Linked DNA regions of Homo sapiens: all the other regions are linked to region 3. The links are chromatin contacts, found by Hi-C or POLR2A ChIA-PET in ENCODE. All regions are on one chromosome and are shown on one strand. Each heading gives the region's core, a stretch centred on a gene start or an enhancer-like site at or near the end of the contact. The rest is flanking DNA. Distances are from core to core; before and after follow the strand shown.

Region 1 (4,367 bases), core at 1,276-3,775, 220 kb before region 3:
GCTGAGGGAGATGAGAGGCTGAATAAAACAGCTGAAAAATCCAGTTTCTTAAAAAGAAATATTTAATAGGAGCTTATGAACAGGAGAGATGTCTTGGGTGGCCATTAGGCAGTGGATCTCTGCACTCACCTTTTAGAAAATATCTGTTATATTACAAGTTTTTTGGTAAAATATGTGGTAGCTAGTCACATCTGTGTTTCTTGTTAAACTCAAGACTACTGGGGAGGTTAGATAAGCATCTTTATGAGGGGTTATCTAAGCTATGAGCATTGTTTAAAGACCTTGCTGCAGACCACCTTGGCATGCAAGAGTCAAACAACAGTCATCATGGGAGTTTCAATTCAAGATGGCGCCACTCTTGCCATGTAATTGGCTATTTTCCTACGACAAGCATAGACACAAAACTTCTTAGCAGTATTTTAGTGAATCAAATCCAATGATACATAAGAAGACAATAGGTCACGACCAAGTGGATTTCATCCCAGGAATGTAAAGTTGGCCTAACATTTGAAAGATCAATCAATGTAACTCACCATGGTAAGAACTAGAAAATAAACATTAAATTATCTGAATAAATACAGAAAAGATACTTGTGCCACCCTTCCCAGCTTCCCCTGTGTCCCACACACATGGGAAGAATATCAGGGAACAGAATCTATAAGAGCCTTGGGAGGGACAAGAATCATTCCTCCATGTAGACACCCAGGTTGCTTCTGGGCTTGTGCTTCTGGACTGGCTCTACCATCACTGCGTGGACAGGGAGGGCTTCCTATTGCCTTGATAGGAACATCCCAGGCCTGCTCTGTGTGATGGGCCACTTGCAGCCTGGTCCATCAGTTTTATCCCCCATTTAAGGCTACTGGTTTCCTCAACTGAGCTGAGACAATAGGATTTCCGGTGGCCAGATACTTCAGCCAACCCTCACTGCCCTGGTTAATGAGACTGACACCACCCCCGCCCCCCGACCACCAGTATCAAAGAGCTGCCTCTCACCCTGATGGTGGTTAAGTGTTCATTTTAGGGCTCTGCACTGGCAGGTGAAGAGTGTTGACCATTCAACCATGCACCCTTGTCAATCCATTCAATCCATGCCATCCTGGATTGATTACAAAAGTGAGTTTATGTTTTATTTTCTATGTATTCTGCCTAATGCCAATAGCTTCTTGCTTTTACTCTCAAATCACCCATAATTTTTCACAGAATAATCTCCATATTTTACCATTTCCACAGCACCCTCTAGCCAAAGTTTATTGTTAACATGGCTCTTCCGTGAGAAGAAGGAGCCTGCTGGTAAGATTACCTGAAAAGGACTGCCGTGTTGCATCAGTGGAAGCACTTTTCGACTTTATACAGGTAATTCTTGGCTAAAATAAAATGATATTAAAAAAAAAGAAAAATACATAGTACACTTGTTGCTCTCCCCTGCTTAGCCCTAATGCAGGCATTCCTAATCCATAGCCCTGTACCTTTCCTCTGACTCACGGCTTCACAACCCTTCTCAGTACCGTACCCCAGACAGGTACCACCAATCAGAGTTGATGTGAAACCTGTTTGCCTTTCCTGATCTTACCCATTGGCTCTGCAAACGGGTTTTGATTTTGCTTTTCTAGCTCTGAACTTTGTGCCTTTTCCAAAGTGATTCTAGGGATCAGCCTTCCAGTTTCCTACACAACAGCCTAAGGCATCTACAACTCCCAAACCAGTCCATGCCTCATTGCCATGGAGCCTGCTTCGGCCACATGCAGTGCCTGCTCAACAGAGGCAGGGATGTGCATAGCTGTTGTGTGCAGGAGCTGATTTATTAAGAAGTCCAACTGGCCAGAGCCCCCAAGAGAAACTCTCTTTGGGAACAGTGGGTGCTGTTGACTGCTTGCACGTGTCATTGCTTCAGAGGTCTTTAGTCTTTTCTGTCTGAACACCCTCAAAGTGGGGAAGTGACCTCTGATCATTGGATACTTTCCTAAGGGGAGTAGCAACAGTCTACAGGTATTCCTCCTGTGGTTATTCTGACAGTGGTAGGCTTAAACCCGGTAGAGAGGTCTTGCATTCTATCTGGTGGAGTGTGTGGCACAGAAACAGTTACGAAAACAAAAGCTTTTACCCTACTCTCCCACCCATCAGAAAGAGCACTGACTTTTAAAAAATATTTCCCCTTGCAAATCCTCAGTCTCAGAAGCAGGGCATTCGATTATGTTGTCAACACAAATAGATCTCATAAAATTCAAAGTTAAAGTCACTTCTGACAGTTTCTTAGCCTATAAAATGAGGGGGTTAGATCAGATAATCTCTAAAGGTCTTTCCGTCTTTCACAGCTTGTGACTTTATGGCTTTAGTCAACAGTATAAAACAAGGGCAAACGGCAAAAAAAAAAAAAAAAAAACAAGAAGCCTTAAAACTTAGCACAGGCTCTGGAGAATCTACAGGTATTTCAAAAAGACAGTTGACTTGAAATGTAGGAAGCCCAAATGAATTCTGAAATAGAGTAGAACCGTGAGAACGTGCTTGTAAAATGTGTCACCACCCACTGCCTTCCAACTGGCTCTGGGGCCTTTCCAGCACTGGGTGGTATCTGACTGATAAGTATCATTCTTTGTTAATGTAACCATGGTTTGTCATGTTTGCCAAAGGCTGGAAGAAAATTGAGCCAAGAGCTGGAAGCCAGAAGTTCCCCATGCCTGCCCTACACATCCAGGCTCTGAGTTTTTACTTTTTCTACTATATTGCCATGCAAGTAACTTTAACTTTGCTTCTCTGTTCTCTGTCACTGAGAAATACCATGTCTCCATGGCAATAGGAATGCATTTACCTTCACCAAACCTGCTCAAATCCTTGCTGAACAGGACGTAGCAGGAGTTGACTTTCCAATGGTGGAGGTTCAGAGTACAGCCTGTAGCCACAGAGAAAAGTTGCTTGTTCCTGAAATGCAGACACACCTCCAATCCAGAGAGCAAGTCATCTCGTGGAGGAAGTGGTAGCTGTAAAAATTCAAATGGAAAAGGCATAGGTAAGAGACAAATTTTCTGAAAAGTTTGCCTTAAGTTTGGCACAGAATTTGGGACCATTGCTTTGGCAATCAATGACACTCAGAGGGGAACAGAAGCCTCCAGGATGGGTGAGGTGGCTCATGGAAAACAAGTGTGTGCAGGGCGGAGAGGAGAGGACCAGGACAGAAGGCAAGGGGTTGAGGGGGTTGCCGTTCTGGGTCTGTTCCTAACAGGCATGCTTTTTCCAGTCTTTTCATGCCCTCATAAACCTTCACTTGGGCTGGTGGAGTGTTGCATTTCTTCATTTAGTCATTGAGTCATCCATTCCTCACTTACTTACCAGCTCATTCATTCAGAAAGCCTTTATTCCACACCTACCATGTGCCAAATAATTGTATTCAGCACCAGTTCACTCGGATGAATAGGGCATGGTCCCTGCCCACCAGGCTCACAGCCTGGGTTGAAGAGGTAGATGACTAAACAGGCGCATGCAATTCAACATAGTACGTGCCTCTTTGGAGTAAGCACGGATGTGGTGGGAGCACAGTAGAGGGGCAGCGAAGCCCACCTCGGGGAGGAGGTACAGTGGGGTTTTGAAAGGAGGGCCTCCCTTAAGGCTGCTGAAAGATGTGGTGTTATTTTTTATTTTTTACTTTTTTGTAAGAGACAGGATCTCATTGTATTGCCCAGGCTGGAGTGCAGTGACTATTCACAGGCATGATCACGGCTCACTGCAGCCTCAAACTCCTGGCCTCAAGTGATCCTCTTGCCTCAGCCCCACAAGTGGCTGGGACTCTGGCAAGTGTAGTGCTATTTAGTGGGTAAAGAGGGGGATAGGAAAGAGTCAAAGGGTATTCTAAGTTCAGGGGCAGCTTTCACAATGACTCAGAGACAAGGAAGAACATGTAGGGCTTGGAAGTCTGTAAGTGGTTCAGACAGCTCAGCTGATGAACTAACCCCACACACATCATGGTGGGCGTCACTGAAGCATTTACTGGGCAGCTCCTGTGAAGAAATCAGCTTGCTTGAGCTAAACATGTGAAATGAGTTCATTTGGCTTGACCATATTTAACTCCATGTGGCTGGGTTAAATGAAATGTTTCATCCTTTGGAAGGAATGCAAAGTTTTTGGGGTTTTGTTTGTTTTTGAGAAGGGTTTTGCTCTGTCGTCAGGCTAGAGTACAGTGGAGTAATCATAGCTAAGTGCAGCCTCCAACTTCTGGCTCAAGCCATACTCCTGCCTCAGCCTCCTGAGTAGCTGGGACTACAGGTATGTGCCACCATAACCACCTAATTTTTTTAAATTATTTTTTGTAGAGACGAAGTCTTGCTTTGTTGCCCATGCTGGTCTCAAATTCCTGGGCTCAAGTGATCCTTCTACTT
Region 2 (4,444 bases), core at 1,683-4,182, 250 kb before region 3:
GTCTTTGCTACTGTGAATAGTGTAGCAATGAACATATGAGCGCATGTGTCTTTTTGGTAGAATGATTTATTTTCTTTGGAGTATATACCCAGGAATGGGATTGTTGGGCCAAATGGTAGCTCTGTTTTAAGTTATTTAAGAAATTGCCAGACTGCTTTCCACAGTGGCTGGACTAATTTAATTATATTCCCACCAGCAGTGTATGAGAGTTCCTTTTTCTCCACAGCCTCGCCAGCATCTGTTGTTTTTTCACTTTTTAGTAATAGCCATTCTAACTGGTGTGAGATGGTATCTCACTGTGGTTTTGATTTGCATTTCTCTGATGATTAGTGATGCTGAGCACTATTTCATATCCTTGTTGGCCACTTGTATGTCTTCCTTTGAGAAGTATCTGTTCATGTCCTTTGCCCATTTTTTACTGGGGTTATTTGGTTTTTGCTTGGTGATTTAAGTTCCCTATAAATTCTGGATATTAAGCCTTTGTCAGATACATAGTTTGCAAATATCTTCTCCAATTCTGTAGGTTGTCTGTTTGCTCTGTTGATAGTTTCTTTTGCTGTGCAAAAGCTCTTTAGTTTAATTAAGTCCCATTTGTCTATTTTTGTTTTTGTTGCAATTGCTTTTGGGGACTTAGCCAAAAATTCTTTGCCAAGGCCAATATCAAGAAGAGTCTTCCAGAATTTTTATAGTTTGAGGTCTTACCTTTAAATTATTAATCCCTTTTGAGTTAATGTTTGTATATGGTGAAAGATAAGAAAGGTCCAGCTTCAATCTTCTGCATATGGCTAGCCAGTTATCTCAGCACCGTTTATAGAATAGGGAGTCCTTTCCCCATTGCTTGTTTTTGTCAGCCCTGTTGAAGATCAGATGGTTTTCGGTGTGCAGCTTTATTTCTGAGTTTTCTATTCTGTTCCATTGGTCGATGTATCTGTTTTTTACCAGTACCAAACTGTTTTGGTTACTGTGGCTTTATAGTATAGTTTGAAGTCAGATAGCATAATGCCTCTGGCTTTGTTCTTTTTGCTTAGGATTGCTTTGGCTATTCGGGCTCTTTTTTGGTTCCATATGAATTTTAGAATTTTTTTTCTAATTCTGTGAAGAGTGACATTGGGAATTTGATATGAATAGCATTGAACTGTAAATTACTTTGGGCAATATGGCCATTTTTATGATATTGATTCTTCCAATCCATCAGCAGGGAATGTTTTTCCATTTATTTGTGTCATCTCTGATTTCTTTCAGCAGTATTTTGTAGTTCTCCTTGTAGAGGTCTTTCACCTTCTTAGCTGTATTCCTACGTATTTCATTTTCTTTGTGGCTATTGTAAGTGGGATTGTGTTCTTGATTTCACTGTCAGCCTGGATGTTGTTGGTGTATAGAAACGCTACTGAATTGTGTACATTGATTTTATATCCTGAAGTTTTACTAAAATTGTTTCAATTTGAGAGCCTTTTGGCAGAGTCTTTAGGATTTTCTAGGTATAGAAATCATATTGTCAGCAAAGAGAGATAGTTTGACTTCTTTTCCTATTTAGATGCTTTTTAATTTCTTTCTCTTGCCTGACCGTTCTGGCTAGGACTTCCTAGAAATCTTCGTAGGTATAATTTTAATGACACTATCTGTGATTTTTAGGATTTCATTTGTTTGTTTGTTTGTTTTGTTTTGTTTTTTGAGACAGAGTCTTGCTCTGTCGCCCAGGCTGGAGTGCAGTGGCACGACCTCAGCTCACTGCAACCTCCACCTCCTGGGTTCAAGCAATTCTCCTGCCTCAGCCTCCCGTGTAGCTGGGACTACAGGCATGTGCCACAACCCTGGCTAATTTTTATATTTTTAGTAGAGATGGGGTTTCACCATGCTGGCCAGGCTAGTCTCGAACTCCTGACCGCAAGTGATCCACCCACCTTGGCCTCCCAAAGTGCTGGGATTACAGGTGTGAGCCACTGCACCGGGCCAAATTTTTTTTTTTTTTTTTTTTTTTTAGAAACAAGGTCTCACTCTGTTACTCAGGCTGGAGTGCAATGGCATGATCATAGCTTAAACTGTAGCCTTGAACTCCTGGGCTCAAACGATTCTCCCACCTCAGCCTCCCAAGTACCTGGAACTACAGGCATGTGCTATTACACCTGGCTAAATTTTTTATTCTTGTTTTTCTGTAGAGATGGGGTCTCGCTATGTTGCCCAGGCTGGTCTTGAGTTCTTGGCCTTAAGCGATCCTCCTGCCTTGGCCTCCCAAAGTGCTGGGATTACAGATGTGAGCTACCATGCCTGGCTTATGATATTTTAAATTTAGCTCATTTAATTTATCTTGAAATTATTTTGGTGTTTTGACTTGAGTTGGAGATTTAAATGGATCCTTTTTCTAGTAGTTAAATGTATTGTCTCATTGACATTTATTACTTTCCTTCTTCATTGATGTGCATTACTTCCCTTGTAATTCTGATTATCTGATGTGTTACATTGATTCTTCCATGTATATTATACATTCCATGATTATGCCTTGATACTATTCAGAAGTATCAATAGCCAAAATAAATGTTAAATTCTTGATTAAACAAAATCACTTTGTTTTAGTCTCTGTGATGAAATTGGGGCACAATATTCAAATATCCTCAGCTCCAAAATTCCTCTGTTGTGTTTAGGACCAGGTTTTTCATTTTCACACTGCCAGACCCAGAAGTTGAGTGGGAGACCTGTTTCTTTAGAAGGCAACGTCCTGGGTCCCAGGTTTCTATATGTTTACTCTTCCTAATTGTACACTTCCCCCCAACTTTCTCCAAATGGTCAAGGCTGCGTAAGTCAGTGTAGTGTACCATTTTATGCTTTCCCATAATAGAGGGTAAATTCAGAGTATACATACTTAAAGTATTACATAGATATTAACTAATATCATACCAATTGAAATTGTCACTATCTGTATCCTGATACATTTACCACAGGAATCTGTGAGTCTGCATTCAGCTGACTTGTGTGAGCTAAATGACCTGAACTGAGATAGGAGAAATAGTAGTTATGATTCAACAATTCCAGTAAAGAAACACATTTTCTAGCAGAGCTGTCCAACAGAGGTAGGAGTAGACTGAGAAGTACTGAGACCCTTGTTGTTATCTTTACTCAAGCAGAACTCTGTCAGCAGTGACTAGGAAAGAATTCCTGCTCTGAGGAGTAGATGGGGGAGGAATAGGGGGTCAGAATAAATTATTTCAATTTTCTGTGGTTCAGCTAATTGTTGCTTTGACTTTTGGATTAGTTATGATTTAATACAAAACTTTCTCTTTTTTTTAACAGGAAATAAAGGAAAAGAAGAAATTCTGTAAAACATATATAGAAGACCTTGTGAAGGAAGCCACAGAAATCAACATGAAAAATGAGGCTTTGCAGAAGCTTTGGCCACAGATGTTCATTGAGCTTGTTAGGGATGCAGTCATAGAAATTCGCAATAAAAATTCCTATATGAAGCTCTGCCTACAGCAGATAACAGACCAAAAATAAAAATGGCCTTTAGTTACAGTTGATTTTGGCAGTTTTATTTTTTGAAGGTTGAAAATATGCAGGTTATACATGTTAAAACAACAACAACACTATCCTATAAACTAGAAAGACTAGTATAAAAGCATTATTGCCCACTGTTCTCATAGCTAAAAGTTAAGAAGGAAGGAAGGAAAGCAGGAGAAAGGAAGGATTAATTGCCTGTATGTGAGGACCAAACAACCTTTGGGAACTAAACAGTTTTCAGAGATGGCGTGGCACTGCATCCTTGGTTCTTGCTTTGATTGGTGCCCTGCTATAGCCCAAAGCACGTAGTATTTGCTGATGATTCAGCATGAGCTGCATCTACCTACTTTTAGCTGATAATTTTCAGTTATTTCCCTTTTTATTTTATGTCATGATTTCAAAGCCAAAAATATGTTCTTTTTATGAGTGAAGAATAAACTTACTAACAAATTAGTCAAAATAAAGTATGTTTGCCTCCTTAATTCAGTCAGAATTGTCATATTTATTGTATGTTCCTCTTTAGTTAGGTACGGTTCCTGCTATTCACCTATATGGAGGATGCCCCATTCTTCTAGGAATGCATTCTCAGGGAACCACAGGAGGTCCTGGGAATCACTATGGGCAGAGAATATGCAAATGAGTCAAAACTGGGATAGGAAGAAAATGTTTTGTCTTAGGAGATCCTGAATGACTATAAAATGCTGTTACAAAGCAGTAAATCTGCTTCTCTGAAAGATGTTTCCTTCCATTGTTAGCTCTCAAATGCTCTTTTAATAGACATGCATGTGTACCTGTGTCTCAGAAGTATTAGGGATGCATGAGTGAAGGGTTCTAATTTTTAAAATTTCATTTGAAGATCAAATTCATGCTGGTGAGAAGGGTAGTAGGAGCCTATTACCATAGCTAGAGATGATGCCACTTCAGAAAAACAATCTTAGTCAATAAATAGGAA
Region 3 (4,405 bases), core at 1,488-3,987:
TATATTCTCTGTTCTTTATTTCTGGAATGCTGTTTTGGACAGCATCTCAAATTTCCTTGTCTTTCCTATTTTCTGTTTTTATTTTTGGTTCTCCTTTCTGTGGTATTTGCTCGACTGTCTTCTAAATTCTCTGTTGAATTCTTTAATTTTTATGACCATGTAATTTCTAAGACCTTTCTAGTTTCTGATTATTTCCTTCACATAGCATTCTGTTCTTGTTTCATGGATGCACTATCTTAACATACTTTAATTAACATTCTTTAAGAATATAACAGGATTTTTTTTTTTTTTTTTTTGAGACGGAGTCTTGCTCTGTCGCCCAGGCTGGAGCACAGTGGTGCGATCTCAGCTCACTGCAAGCTCCGCCTCCCGGGTTCACACCATTCTCCTGCCTCAGCCTCCCGAGTAGCTGGGACTACAGGCACCCACCACCACGCCCGGCTGATTTTTTGTATTTTTAGTAGAGACAGGGTTTCACTGTGTTAGCCAGGATGGTCTTGATCTCCTGACCTTGTGATCCGCCCATCTTGGCCTCCCAAAGTGCTGGGATTACGGGCATGAGCCACCGCACCTGGCCAAATATAACAGGACTTTTGAAGTTCTTTTTATTTTCCCTGCCTATCCCCTCACCTCCAAGTTCTTTTTGTGTTTGTGTTAACCCTGCCTTTCTTGTCAGGGGCTTTCCCCAGATGGCTGTCAGCTTTTAGAGTATATCCATATTGGACAGGTCGAAAGTTCTACGTGCATGTGCTGCAGATGCCCTGTGCCGTGCAGCTCAGCATGCATAGGTGGGGTAGTTGGTTGATGAGCTTTTCTTTAGGAGAACAGATTTTGAGCTATCTTTTTTTGTTGGAACCCTGCACACAACTGTCATTATGTAGATGGTTTTCCTCTCAGGTGGTTGGTTTTCTCCAGAGAAGAACCCTTGAATCTCCTGCCTGTGGAGGTGGACGTGTGGTTGGTGTTCTGGGTGCCCCTTGCCCTGAGCTCTGTTCTCCATGGTGCCTGTTTCCTGGGTCTGCAGCCCCTTCTCAGTTTCTCTGAAGAGTAAACCTCTCCCCTGCTTGGGGAGGAGCATGGGGGTTACGTAGTAGCCTGGCTGCATAACATGGGCTTAGTAGCTCAGTTTTCCATCATGAACCAGAGCCTCATCTTTCATGGTTCCTGTGCCTCCGAGGGCTGGGCTACTGGGGTGTCTGTCAGTCCAGATGGCTTTGTTCTCAAGTTTCCTCCACAGTGGATATGAATGTTTGCAACTTACACTCAATTACAACGCTTTCCTCTACTTTTCTCCAAGTTTGCTGAAATCTTTATTTGTGGATATCTCCTCTCTTTTTGCTTTGTCCTCATAGGTTAAAACGTTTTAAAATTCCCTAACAGTAGGAAATTTAGTAGGGTTTTGGAAGGGAGAGGAGGTGTAAGATGGTCACTCTTCCATGTTTAACTGGAAGTGGAAAGTCTAGGCTTTTGCTTCAGGCCTGGGAGGTGCACATGAAACAGTCCCTCCCAGTGGCTGCCTGGGGGGTCCCTGAAGGGTGTGAGACCACCGTGAATCCTGGGGCAGGGCACTTGCAGTACATGTGCTATGTGTTTGCTAGTATTGTTTTAGATGTTTGATCTCCTAGCCTTTGCTTTTCTTTGTATTTTTCCTGCTTTAGTCCATTTCCCTTCTAGCTCCTTCTGTTCTCATTTATCTTCTGCTGCTGCTTGGAGTTACATTTTCAGCAAGTCTGTAACACCTCTCTGAACCAAAGGCTCTCAAGTTCATCTTTCTTTCTCCAAGCCTACGCCTGTGCTGCTGTCATGAGTGGCGAGCTTCTGTTTCTTCTGTCTTCTTGTCAGTCCCAAGTGCCCTTTTACAGAGAATGCCTGTTTTTCACTGTCTAGCTCAGTTACCAGGAGTCCCTGTGAATGACACCCACAGGTCCCTCAAAGAAGTCAGATTTCTCTTGGACCTGATAAAGCAAACAAAATGTGACCCAAGCAGGCTGAGTTGGACGGGTCCCTTCTTACCTTCGCCCTCTGCCATGTTGACATTCTTATCTGATGGCACAGGCTGGGAGTTCAGGATCCACTTAGATGGGGTCCGTTCAGGGGATACCAGCGTTCACATTTTTCCTTTTAAGAAAGGGTCTTGGCCTGAATGTTCCCCATCCGGACACAGGCTGCATGTCTCTGTGAGTGTCAAAGCTGCCATGACCATCTCGGTAACCTACTCTTACTCCACAATGTCTATATTCACTGCAGGGCTCTATGATTAGTCCATAATGTAAATGCCTGGCCCAAGACGTATGGCCTGAGTTTATCCAAGGCCCAAACGATTACCAAACATTCCTCTTAGATAGAAGACAGATTTCTTTCCCTTGGCAAAGATCTTCTACTAAGATATGTTACAGGATGTTTTACATTCTCTTGGTCTTATAATAACACCACGCCCAATCCAGTATTTGATGCGTCGGTGGTCACTCGGAAGGTTGTTATTTTAAAAATACTTATTGTTCTCAGTCTGCAGTTCTCACAGCTGTAAAAAAAAAAAAAAAAAATACAGTCTTGTTTCCACCTTTCCAGAGTTTTATGGCACCTGGGAACTGGGATCAAGCTGGGACTGGGTCCAAGATTGGGGTGGGTGAGTGGCGCTTGCGTCAGGGAATGTGAGTGCCCTGCAGGCTGGAAGGGATGCTCTGGTTGTAGCCTTAAGATAAACAGATTGGGCTGGACATCTGTGGTTTCAGATTAGGCAGGAAGGAAATCATCTCCTACCTGGATTACTCAATATCTTCCTTACTGGTCCTGCAGTGATCCTGGGAGGGTGATATGATCGGCTTTGTTTACAGATGGATGAACCAGATGAGTCCCTAGGAAGTGAAGTGACTGGCCCAGGATCACGATGAACTCTCAAGGCCAAGTTTGAACCCAGGCCTTCTGACTCCAAGCCTGTAGTCCTTTCACTGGCCTACAGCTGCTTCCTGAGCCCCTTTCCTGGTTCAGTCAGGCAAAACAAACCAGCTTCCTGCGAGTTAAGGGGGAAAAGGGTTTAATGGGGACTGACTCATTGAGATTGGCAGTCCCCTTTGGTTAATTTCATCAGGTCATCTCCTAGCGTTCCATTTCCTTTTGTGGAGACACAGATCAGAGGCAATCTGGCTCTGTATGAACTCACTTTGTGACTCTGGGTGAATCATTTCCCTCTCTGGGTTTCAGGTTCCTCATTGCACAGTAAGTATATTGGAATTCAGTGGTTCTCAAATCTGCTGGAACGTCAGAATCACCTGGGGACATTTTCTTTAAAAAAAAAAAGCCAGCTCTATTGAGTCACATTTTACAATCAATGAGTTTTAGTAAGTTTACCAAGTTGTGCAACTATCAGCATAAATCAGTATTAGAACATTTTTATCATGTCAGTAATATCCCCATCCACTCCCACTCCCTGCCCTAGGCAACAAGTAAGCTATGTACTTTCTGCCCCTGTAGATTTACCTTTTCTGGATGTTTCACATAAATAGAATCATGCACTGTGTGGTCTCTTGCATCTGGCTTCTGTTACTTAATATAACATACTTGAGGTTCATTAATACTGTAGCATGTATTGATAGCCTATTCCTTTCTATTGCTCAATAATATGGCAATTGTATGATATGTCACATGTTATTTATCTACTTATCAGTTGATGGATATTTGATCCAGTTGATGAGTCATGAATGATGCTGCTTAGAACATTCATGGACACATTTTTGTGAGGGCGTATGTTTTCATTTCTCTTGCGTATATACCTAGAAGTGGAATTACTGGGTCAAATGGTAACTCTTATGTGTAACTTTTCAGGAAATAGCCAAACTGTTTCCCAAAGTGTCTGTACCATTTTACATTCCCATCAACAATAGATAAGGGTTACCCTCTGGAGAGCTTTTTAAAAATTGTCATTTCTGTGCCCTACCCACCTGAGGTCTGGCATGGGGCCCAGGAATCTGCATTTTATGAGCTCCCCAGGTAATTCAGATACATCTGGTTCGTGGATATGTGTTTCGGCCCACTAAGACCGGATGACCTCTGAAGCCTCCCTAAGGCCTGTTGTCTCTATTAGTCTGTGCCTCTCGGGCAAGACGCACCTTCCTGCCAAGTCTCTCTGGGTGTTTGTCTTTGGATCAGAGAATCAGTACGCAGAGCAGGGCTGAGGGAGTTGGCCAAGCAGCGTGCATAACTCTGCGCAGCACCTGTCCTGCATTATCCTCCACACTGGCCAAGGCTTTGTGTCCCTGGCTTCATGGACATAAAATTTTATCACAGGTTTTTATGTGTTATCACATTGTAAAAGTGCCATAAAATCAAGGGTCCAGTTTTCAGTGCATCTGAAAACGTCGTATTCCTTTAAGTTATAATCTTGGTTGCAGTCATTTTGGTAACTTGT

What was found. A loop is a pair of places that touch in the nucleus more often than their neighbours do. ChIA-PET counts read pairs that join two places held with the same protein, here RNA polymerase II (POLR2A). Pooled maps may share reads with other maps.
Region 1: a loop to region 3 is called in a map of PC-9, with 11 times the contacts of the local background. The contact joins two enhancer-like sites. A Hi-C loop is called at or near these places in 2 of 168 maps with a recorded cell type or tissue (PC-9 and ascending aorta) and 4 of 50 pooled maps. POLR2A ChIA-PET finds 5 or more read pairs at or near these places in 1 of 52 experiments (A549).
Region 2: a map of mammary epithelial cell shows a loop between it and region 3 (14-fold over the local background). The contact joins two enhancer-like sites. A Hi-C loop is called at or near these places in 1 of 168 maps with a recorded cell type or tissue (mammary epithelial cell) and 1 of 50 pooled maps. POLR2A ChIA-PET finds 5 or more read pairs at or near these places in 3 of 52 experiments (AG04449, AG04450 and PC-3).

The regions. Positions count from the first base shown.
Region 1 is chr15:71,076,991-71,081,357 of GRCh38, forward strand. LOC105370886 (a long non-coding RNA gene) reads right to left here. Exons shown (of 5, transcript XR_932439.2): 4 at 2,807-2,975; 5 at 1-1,364. Among named protein-coding and RNA genes, the nearest start is that of THSD4, 36 kb to the right of the region's middle. Within about 2 kb of position 2,526, at least 13 of the 41 ENCODE cell types and tissues checked have a DNase peak (open chromatin) inside an H3K27ac peak, as active enhancers do; they include PC-9 and ascending aorta, where a contact is called at or near this core.
Region 2 is chr15:71,046,124-71,050,567 of GRCh38, forward strand. It overlaps LRRC49 (leucine rich repeat containing 49), which reads left to right. Exons shown (of 16, transcript NM_017691.5): 16 at 3,286-4,444. The coding sequence ends at 3,489. Among named protein-coding and RNA genes, the nearest start is that of THSD4, 67 kb to the right of the region's middle. Within about 2 kb of position 2,933, at least 3 of the 41 ENCODE cell types and tissues checked have a DNase peak (open chromatin) inside an H3K27ac peak, as active enhancers do; they include PC-3 and mammary epithelial cell, where a contact is called at or near this core.
Region 3 is chr15:71,292,399-71,296,803 of GRCh38, forward strand. The region is part of intron 6 of THSD4 (thrombospondin type 1 domain containing 4); the gene reads left to right. LOC124903520 (a long non-coding RNA gene) reads right to left here. Exons shown (of 2, transcript XR_007064700.1): 1 at 2,761-4,405; 2 at 1-2,521. Among named protein-coding and RNA genes, the nearest start is that of THSD4-AS1, 110 kb to the left of the region's middle. RefSeq lists an enhancer at 2,463-3,662 and a silencer at 2,912-3,206. Within about 2 kb of position 2,738, at least 17 of the 41 ENCODE cell types and tissues checked have a DNase peak (open chromatin) inside an H3K27ac peak, as active enhancers do; they include PC-3, PC-9, ascending aorta and 1 more, where a contact is called at or near this core.